Linked DNA regions of Homo sapiens: region 1 is linked to region 2. A link is an interaction called in ENCODE POLR2A ChIA-PET data of the cell type or tissue named here. Cell type or tissue: OCI-LY7. All regions are shown on one strand.

Region 1 (5,000 bases), 430 kb after region 2:
GGCCACATTGGTGATACCCTTCTCAAGTTTCCTCAAGTTCTGTGGGTCTTGGATGACTCTTGCTTCAGACACAACAGTAGTGGGAAGGACACTTGATATTTTGGTGTTGGCTAAAACATGGCTATTGTCCCTGTACATGTCAGGTTCATAAGTTCAATCTGCAAAACCACTGATTTAGATGAAGACTATTTCAGCAACTCTAAATAATAGGCAATAATTTGAAGCAGATGGAACAAATAGTAAAATATCCTAATTTCCAGTATTCCAGTACAAACAAGCATCTGATAAGCTTGGTATGCTTATGCTATTTATGAAATCAGTCAGCCTGAAACATTTTTCACTATTTAATACAGCAGGAAATGGAAAACTAGCTGAGCCACTCATTAGGTGTGAGACAGGTCTCTTCCATTTCTTTGAGCCTTGGTTTCCTTATTTGTAAAATGGAAAATAATTAAATCTACCTCACTGGGTTGTTGTGAAGATTAAGTGAGGTAATTATACATACAGGCTTAATACAGTGCGTGGGACTTAACAGAATTTCAATCAATGGTAGCAGTGACTAACACCAACCCCGCTGGGATGTCTGCAAATTAGCAAACAAGAAAGAAGAAAGTATTTGTGGTGCCTTAGCAGATGAGCCTGTCATAATGACATTTTATATTTGTTCTTCATTTTAACTATCAACAAGCTATATGTGCTCATCAAATAAAAACAGCAGACATTTATCAAGCACTCCGTGCAAGGCAGTTACTATGTTACGCATTTAACATGCATCATCTTCATCATTGCTATTTGGGGTAAGTGCTATGTTGATGGTCAAATTAGACAGCCAGAAGCTGAGGGTCAGGGAGGCAAAATAATGTGCTCCAGGCCCCATAGCAATTAAGTGACAGCATCAGGTTTTCGTGTGTTTTTGTTTGTTTGTTTGAGACAGGGTCTCACTGTATTGCCCAGGTTGGTCTCAAACTCCTGGACTCAAGTGATCCTTCCACCTCAGCCTCCTGGGTAGCTGGGATTCCAAGTACGAGCCACCTTGCCCAGCCACATCAGATTCTTAGTGACTTCACCAGGCCCACCTATTATCAGTCGTACCCACAGAGGCAGAGGGGCCTGCATGAGTCATTTCTGGCGCACACTATCAAGGCATCTGCTGGTATCATTCCTCATCCCTAAATGTTGACTGAGCACCTTCCACCCGTCAGGCATTATGTTGGTATGCTTTTTGACTATAATGAGAAAAGATTCATTTTGCTCCCTTTAGTAATGGAAGTAGTGAATGTAAGGGCTCTCAAAAAAAAAAAAAAAAAAAAAGAGGCCATGTGTGGTGGCTCATGCCTGTAACACCACCACTTTGGGAGGCCAATTTGGGAGGATCACTTGAGACCAGGATTTCGAGACCAGCCAGGGAAACAATGTAAAACCCCATCTCTACAAAAAAATACAAAAACTAGCCCAGCCTGATGGCGCACACCTGTAGTACCAGTTACTCATGAGGCTGAGGCAGGAGGATTGCTTGAGCCCAAGAAGTTGAAGCTGTAGTGAGTCCAGATTGCACCACTGCACTCCAGACTGGGCGACAGAGTAAAACCCTGTCTTAAAATAAATAAATAATTAAAAACAGGCTGGGCATGGTGACTCACGCCTGTCATCCCAACACTTTGGGAGGCCGAGGCAGGAGAATCACTTGAAGTCAGGAGTTTGAGACCAGCCTGGCCAACGTGACGGGGGTTTAGTAGAAACCTCGTCTCTACTAAAATTACAAAAATTAGCTGGGTGTGGTGGTGCACACCTGTAATCCCAGCTACTCGGGAGGCTGAGGCAGAAGAATCACTTGAACCTAGGAGGCAAAGGTTGCAGTGAGCCAAGATCACACCACTGCACTCCAGCCTAGGTGACAGAGCAAGACTGTCTCAAAAAATAAACTAAAAAATTTTTTAAAAAAACGAAAAGGAATCTTGGTCACATAGCCATGCCTTATAAAAATTCAGAAAAAACTGAATCCCCAGGCCTCATGGCAAATCAGAATACTGCTCACAGTCATGCCTGGAGGAGCACGAACGTGGTTTGGAAACTGAAATTTCATTCTCCACCTGTGAGTTCTAGAAACTTGCAACAGGAGCTCAATGTTCTATGCTCCTAGGCTGCTGTTAAGACTTAATTACTCTGTCTCTTCCTGTTTCTGCAACCAATTACTCAGTCTCTTGACATGCAGAACTCTCCCAGCAGAAACACTGCAGGGCTCAGTGATCACTGCTATGGGTCCTGGACCAAGGTGATGGGTTAGGCCTATCAAGGCTGTCCTTGGGTGACTGAGCTTCCCTAGACCACTGAGCTATGGTTGGAGGTGAGGGGGATGGGGAGCTGACAGGTGCAGAGCTTGGCCTCTAGACACACCCATCCAGGTGCTGACCAGTTAATCCTGGCTTGATTCAGCTGCACCTTCACAACATGGTGAAACGTTCATAATCAGAAGCAGCACTGCAGTGGCCTCAGATGCCTGTTGTCTCCCCACTTCACTGAACCTGGTATCCAAAGGAAAAGCTTCCTTTTTTTTTTTTTTTGAGACAGAGTCTCGCTCTGTTGCCCAGGCTGGAGTGCAGTGGGGCGATCTCGGCTCACTGCAAGCTCCGCCTCCCGGGTTCACGCCATTCTCCCGCCTCAGCCTCCTGAGTAGCTGGGACTACAGGCGCCCACCACCACGCCCAGCTAATTTTTTGTATTTTTAGTAGAGATGGGGTTTCACCGTGTTAGCTAGGATGGTCTCGATCTCCTGACCTCGTGATCCGCCCGCCTTAGCCTCCCAAAGTGCTGGGATTACAAGCGTGAGCCACCACGCTCGGCCAGGAAAAAGCTTCCTATTGTCCATGGTCCATGCAGTGATGGCGGCTTAAACAGCCTGCAGTGAACGCCCAGCAGTGAGAGCTCCTCACTTTAGTCAAATCTCACCTTCCTGGGGAGGCCGTCGTGTCTACTCAATTTAAAATGCCACTCCCTCTGCTGGTCCCCAAACTTCCTATCTTGTTTCCCTGCTTTATGACTTTTTTTCCTTAACATTTCTCAAGCATTCTACCTATTTTAGTACTTTGTTTTATGATATGTCCTTGTCCTCCAAAATGTAAGTACAAAGCAGGGATTTGCTCTTTTGCCTGTTTTGTTTACCAGTTCCTAGAATTGTGCCTGCACAGAACTGATAATTGATATGAATGGAAGGAGGGGCGGGGAATCCAGTCTGGGTGGAGGTTCCGCCAGCAAAGGCTTCCTGAAGAAAGTGACACAAGCTGAGTCAGCTGAGCTTGAAGCGGAGGATGCATTCCAGGCGCATAGGCCGGGAAAAGAACATGTTCAGGGACCTTAAGCAGAAGGGTGGCTGAGGCCTAGGGTGCTTGTGTGAGAAAAGGGTGGACAGGCAGGCCACAGGCAGAGTGAGGAGGGCCTTGCTGTCTCCTCGGGAGAATGGGAAGTCTAGGCTAGAGGCTGAGGGTAGGGTCGGGCGAGGGTGGCAGAGGGCAGGAGAAGAAAGACCTAAGAGGCTGGGCCAGCGATGAGGACCATTTACAATTGGAAAGGAAGTTCTAGTGATTGAGAGGAGCTATCCTTCATCGAGCACTTCCTATGTGCCAAGTGCTATGCTAAGAGCTTCTAACATATTAGTTCACCAACCTTCACATCCAGCCAGCAACCACTAGGATGCATGAAAATAGGGTGATAAATGAGGGAACCCTCCACAAATCAACCAGTCTGGCTTAGTAAGAAAACTTTTATGCCAGGGGGCCAAGCCACAGTAAGTGATCCTATCTCTATAGCTGACACTCTCTTCCCCCACTGCGTGGCAATCTCACCTCTTCCCTTGTTTTTCAGTACTCCATCATTGTTGCCTCCCATAGAACAAACTAAAAAGGGCGTAAGGGACCCCCAGGTTGCAGGATTGAGGTAGTGGGTCAAGAAGAGCATGAGAGAGAGAGAAAGAGAACGAGAGATTAAAGAAGGGAGTGTAGTGTAGACACTTGTCCTATTAGCTGACAGGAACCTGCTTAGCTATGAGAGGGGTCAGTTTGCTAAGGAAAGACAGGTCTACCAATTCAAGGCACCAACCAGTGTAAAACTTCACTAAAAATAGTGGACTCAGAAAAGGGGAGAATTTTGGCCCCCTTTCTTTGGTGGGGGAAATGTGGTCATTTCTCACTAAAGGACAAAGGCCACAGTTGGATAAAACCGGCTAGAGAGGGGTTGCAGCAGGTGGGGGGATCTTCAAGAGAGCAAACCAGAGGTGTCAGGTGGTTCTTGGGTAGGAATAAGGAGGGGGGCAATGCAGAAATAAGGCCCTCGCCAGAGATGGCTGGCAGAGCGGACTCTTCAGCCAAGAATGTCTCCTGCTGGCAGAGGTCATCAGAGATGCCTGACAGCCTGGTTTCCCTCAACCCTAGTCACAGTTATTTCTTTTTTTTTTTTTTTCTTTTGAGACAGAGTCTCACTCTGTTGCCTAGGCTGGAGTGCAGTGGCGTAATCTTGGCTCACTGCAACCTCCACCTCCCGGGTTCAAATGATTCTCCTGCGTCAGCCTCCTGAGTAGCTGGGAATATAGGTGCCTGCCACCATGCCTAATTTTTGTATTTTTAGTAGAGATGGGGTTTCACCATGTTGGCCAGGCTGGTCTCGAACTCCTGACCTCAAGTGATTCACCCGCCTCAGACTCCCAAAGTGCTGGGATTACAGGCGTGAGCCACCATGCCCGGCTTAGTCACAGTGATTTCTATTTCAACTGAAGGAGTGGGACCAACTGACTCCCAACTTTCTACCATAGCCTTTGGGAGCATTCTTGTGTGAAATTTACCTGAAAAATGAGGACAGAGCAACATATGGAGGTGGTGACACACATACAATGCACACGTAAGCACATCACTGCGATCACTGCTACCAAAGAGAATCCCCAAAGACCAAATCTATCTCATGGTAACAGAAGCCCCAGCGGCTGGCACTGCCTGCCACACCCCCAGAGCTCT
Region 2 (5,000 bases):
CTGGAATTACGCAGTGTGCAGCCTGCTCAGCCACGCCAGGGGTCCTGTCTCCCTACCTCTCCCGGCTCATCTCTTGCTCTCTGGAGCACCTGGAGCAATGGAGGAAGCTGGCTTGGGTCTAAGGTGTTGCCTGGAGCTCAGGGAGCACAAAGACGAGAAAGGCACGCTTATTCCCTTCGGCCAGGAGTGTCCACACCTTCTCTCAGTTGCCCACACTCAGGGCAGCTTCTTGCCCACAAAGCCCCAAGTCCCAGGCTCTGCCATCAGTTTGTCAGAGTGACCCATTTATTCTCATGCATTTGCTTAGCTGCGGCTCTAGGCAAGTTATTCCCCTTCTCTGCTTCCATGTCCTCATCTGCAAAATGGGGATCACAACAGTGCTCCCTCATGGCATTGCTGTGGGGTTAAGGAAGACAAGGCCCTGGCTACTGTTAGCATTTATTTTAAAAATAAAAACAAAAATCAACCAGTGAGCTCTTGCTTGTGTGCCACCCTGTGCTGGATGCTGGGAATACAACCATCAACATCTTGCACCTCTCAAGAGCTTTAGAGCTGGTGGTAAAAGACAGAGGCAGTCTCCCTCCAGGGAGCTCTGAGCATATGCTGGTTCACAGACCACTGTAAGGCCACAGTCGGTGCCCCGCCACCCCCTACACAGGCAGGGCCCTACTGAGATGGCAAAGAGGTGGCTCCCGCCCTCCTCACTCACGTATCCCTGCTCCTGGCGCCGACCCCGCTGCTCCGCCTACACCTCCCTGGCAATCTGGCTGGAATCTGGGCCAAACAGGGCCATCTGGTCCTCTCCATCTCCAGCTGTAGCAAGTGAGGCTGAGCCGGCCCATCTCGGCAGGAAGCTGGTGGCGGCTGCCTTTGCAGGGAGACATCACCGCTGACAAGCTTGTGTTTTCTTTGGCATCTGACCCACTCCGTCTCACAGAGCATCTTCCTGACCTCGAGATGGTTAGCAACATGCGACCATAGGCGTGGCTCCTGCTCCTCCTCTGGGGAAACGGAGACAGCCAGGCAGAGGTGTCTGCCCAGTGGAGGTGGACCTTGGGCAAGCTGCATCTCCCCGGGGGGTGCCCTGGGGCTGAGCTGCTGCCACCTCGCCATGTGACTTGCAGGGTCAGGTTCACTCACAAGGCCTGCCCTCCTATCTCTCTTCCTTCCTTTCCTGCCCAGTGCCCAGCAATGAGGCCTCATCCTCCCACTGCCTCCAAGGCATTGCATGATCTAGTCCCTGCCTGCTCCACACCTGCCTTACCTGGAAATCCCTCCCTGAATCCCTCACTGGTTCAGCCACACTGGCCTCTCATTTCCTAAAACAAAACAAAACAAAAACCGAGCTCTGATCCTCCAGGCCTTTGCACACACTGTTTCCTATGCCCGGAGCCTTCTTTCTTCCCATTCTTGGGCTGGCAAACTCTTCTTCATCCTTTAGGTTTTAGCCAAAATGTCACCTCCTCTGGGAGGCCTTCCCTGATTGCCCTAATCTCCATTGAGCTTCCCCATCTATTCTCTCCACACTACCCTGCATTTCTGCTTTTGTCCTTTACAGCAGCACTTACTTTGTTACCCATGGAGCTACTTGTTCCTGAGGGCATGAAACTATTTGTCAGTGTAGTCCCACAGACATGGGGCACAACAGGAGTATGACTCAGGAATAAAAAGCAATGATTGTGACTTTTGTACAAAATCGAGTGAGGCCAGATGTAGTGGCTCACACCCGTAATCCCAATGCTTTGGGAGGCTGAGGCCGTAGGATCACTTAAGGCCAGGAGTTCGAGGCTGCAGTGAGCTGTGATTGTATCACTGCACTCCAGCCTGGATGACAGAGCAGGATGCTGTCTCTTAAAACAAGAACAAGAACAACAACAACAACAACAAACTTAAAAAAAAATGAGTGAGCAGACACCCTTCCTTGAGCCTCCCTCATCAACACCACCTGACCTGGAGGCTGACCACAGCAGTCCTTCAGCCCCACCCAACACTGTCCCCCTCTGCAGGCTGGATACAGGGGACTCAACATGTCCCTCTGTCCAGGATCCCACTCCTCATTCTCTCTGCCCTGTGCCCTTGCTCTTTCTACAGCCCAGCACTAACTGTGTGCCAGGCATTGTGTTAAGCCCTTCATATCCATCAAGTCAATTAGTCCTCATAATCCAGTTACGAGGATAAGTAACCTGCTGTTATTAAATAGCTCCCTGCGATTATTGCTCCAGTTTACAGATGGGAAAACTGAGGCTCAGATTTGCATACATGAAATGATTTGCCCAAAGACACCTGGCTGGGAATGGTAGAGCTGGGATTTTCACCCAGGCCCAGCCAGCTCCGAAGAGTGAACCCTTAACCACTTTGCTAAAATGGTACCAAACAAGGACCCAGGGAAGGAAGCATATACAGCGGAGAGAAGAACAGGATGGACACAGATGTTATCATGAAGAGAGCCCACAGGGATGGCAAAAAGCTAAGAGAAAGGTCAAGAACATTGCCAATAAAGGTCAGTGTTCCAGAACATCATGTGATAGAGAAGACAGTTGCCAACAGGCATTGCTGCAGCCTTTGTGGTTACTATATTTGCAAATGAAGTCACTGAGGCACAGAAGTGAACACTGAGCCTGAGGTCCAGCGCCACCTCTGTCGGTCTCCCTGCTGCATCTCCATTGTAGGTAGACCCCAGCCTGCCCCTGCTTCCAAGCACCCTGGTGGCCTGCCTGATGTCGCCACATCCCGCCCACTGGGTTGCACCTCCTGCATGAACAGCCCAGTCCGCACTGACTTATTTCCCCCTCTTCAAGGTGCTGTCAGGACTGCTGTGTGCCCAGCCCTCTGCTCTGATAACGCCAAAGGGCCAGCACTCTCAGAGCAGCCCCTCTGCTCTCCTCCCAAGTCAAAGCTGTCCTGTGCCCCCAAGGCACTGCGCTTCCAAAAATCACCCCACTGAGCAATTGAAACCTTTCCACCCACCACTGCTCCTCCCTGGAGCAGAAATAGCCAGAAATAGCTGCTCCCAGGGAAGCCCGGCTGCCTGGAGCTGAGGGTGGAGACTCAGTCAAGTTGCATGGTGGTTTCTGCAGTGGCTGGTGCAGCCCGCCCCTCTGCCAGGCAGCTCCCCCGGGATCCTGGGTGATGACTCACCCTGGTGGACCAGAAAGACACGGGCTTCCCTCAAAGTCACATCCCCAGGACCAAGCCTCAGGTCCCAGGAGCCAGCCCCTTGCTCTTCCCCAGATAGAAAGTATCACTCTTGGCCCATTCAAGAAGAGGAGGGGTTGGACAACCGTGTGAAGACGCGTGGAAATCAGAGCCCTCGGGCCCTGCTGGTGGGAACGTAAGATGGCACAGCACTGTGGAAAACAGACTGACAGGTCCTTAAAAAGTTAAACAGCATTACCATCTGACCCAGCAATTCTACTCCTAGGTATATATTTAAGAGGAATGAACATATATGTCCACACAGAACTTTGCATATGAATGTTTTTATAGCATTAGTCGCGATATCTCTAAAGTAATACCCAAATTTCCATCAACTAATGAATAGATAAACAAAATTCCATACAATGGAATAGTATTTTTTTCTTTTTGAGACAAGGTCCCTCTCTCACCCAGGCTGGAGTACAGTGGTGTGATCAAGCTCACTGCAGCCTCAACCTCCAGGGCTCAAGCAATCCTCCCACCTCAGCCTCCTAAGTAGCTGGGAGTACAGGTGCGCACCACCATGCCCAGCTAATTTTTTTTGTATTTTTGTAGAGATGGCATTTTGCCATGTTGTCCAGGCTGGTCTCGAACTCCTCAGCTCAAGTGATCCTCCTGCCTCAGCCTCCCAAAGGGCTGGGATTACAAGCGTGAGCCACCACACCCAGCCCTGCCTGTCTTTCTCTGTCTTCACTTCACCTGGTTAATTCTTACTTAGATTCCAAGTCCCAGCTTCAATGTCATTTATTCTGCAAAGCCTCTTGCAGGTCTCCCAGGCTGGGCCAGGCACCCTTCTCATATGACTGCTGTGCCTCCCAAACTCCAAAAAGACTTAACACTATTTTATAGTTATGTATGGATTTGTCTGTGTCTTTACGACACTAAAGTTCTGGAGGGATAGGGTGAGTAGGACCATCTTTTGGCTACCGTGCTGCTCCTGTGATGTAGTTCAGGCCCCCAGTCAATTTCTGATGACCGCAGAAGTGAATGGAGCTTACCTGGCCTCTACCCAAGCCTCAGAACCAGCCAGAACATCTGTTCTTGAGCTACTCTATGCTTCTTCCTTTGGACAAGAGCATTCCCAGGCTGGGCCACAGACTTTTCCTTGTCAGAGAGAATCTTCACCCTTTGGCTTGAACAAAGAGGCCAGTTCCTCTCCTAGCATCTCTGACACCCTTAGCACCACCAGGACAAGATGGCCAAGGGGACCCCAGACACGTAGCTATAAACCTGCTCCCTTCTAGAACCTCTGTGCCCAGGACATATGTCTCTGCTAGACAGAAGGGGTTGACAGAGATTCACATCAGCTACCCAGATGCCTCTGCACATGTAACTTACATCTGGCATTGGGTGTATGCAGGAAAAGTGACAGCACACCCTTTAGGATATAAGCTCTATGCGGGCAACTCGTGTCTGTCTTCTTATGTGGGGCATGCAGCTCCTAGAGAAAGCACTCAACAAATATTTGTTGACTGAATGAACAAATTAAAAATATTTTTTTAAATTCTAAGAATAAAAAACTAAAGATACCCAGAAAACTGATGTACAAAGTAGGCCTGCAGTTAATCTTTTTCAATATGTATAGTCTTTCTGACACATGGAGGTTGGGGTGAGGTGGGGAATCACTTCCTAATGTGTGAGGGGACATTTGTGTATTCGATTTCCTCAAAGGGAGGGAGAACTGCATTTAACTCAGCTACCGTGAAGATGATATGGGCCTGTAAGATTTCTCCACCAAAGCTGCAAAGACTGTGTGCCTTGGACCCTTCCCTCTCTCTTCTTCTCCCTTCCTTCCCCTTCTCTTA

The links. Peaks named below come from ENCODE experiments on the same cell type or tissue, not always from the same donor. Only the 100,000 strongest peaks of a DNase experiment are listed, where the experiment ranks them.
Region 1: POLR2A ChIA-PET joins it to region 2 with 8 read pairs; 1 of 35 experiments calls an interaction of 5 or more read pairs at or near these places.

The regions. Positions count from the first base shown.
Region 1 is chr20:38,451,387-38,456,386 of GRCh38, reverse strand. No RefSeq gene overlaps it. Among named protein-coding and RNA genes, the nearest start is that of SNORA60, 4.5 kb to the right of the region's middle. In OCI-LY7, no CTCF peak of the experiment used is centred here; a DNase peak (open chromatin) is centred at 2,136; H3K4me3 peaks cover 312 bases; H3K27ac peaks cover 2,647 bases.
Region 2 is chr20:38,879,250-38,884,249 of GRCh38, reverse strand. The region is part of intron 2 of PPP1R16B (protein phosphatase 1 regulatory subunit 16B); the gene reads right to left. Among named protein-coding and RNA genes, the nearest start is that of FAM83D, 45 kb to the left of the region's middle. In OCI-LY7, CTCF peaks have their summits at 265, 465 and 2,627; DNase peaks (open chromatin) are centred at 539, 869 and 2,619; H3K4me3 peaks cover 2,895 bases; H3K27ac peaks cover 5,000 bases.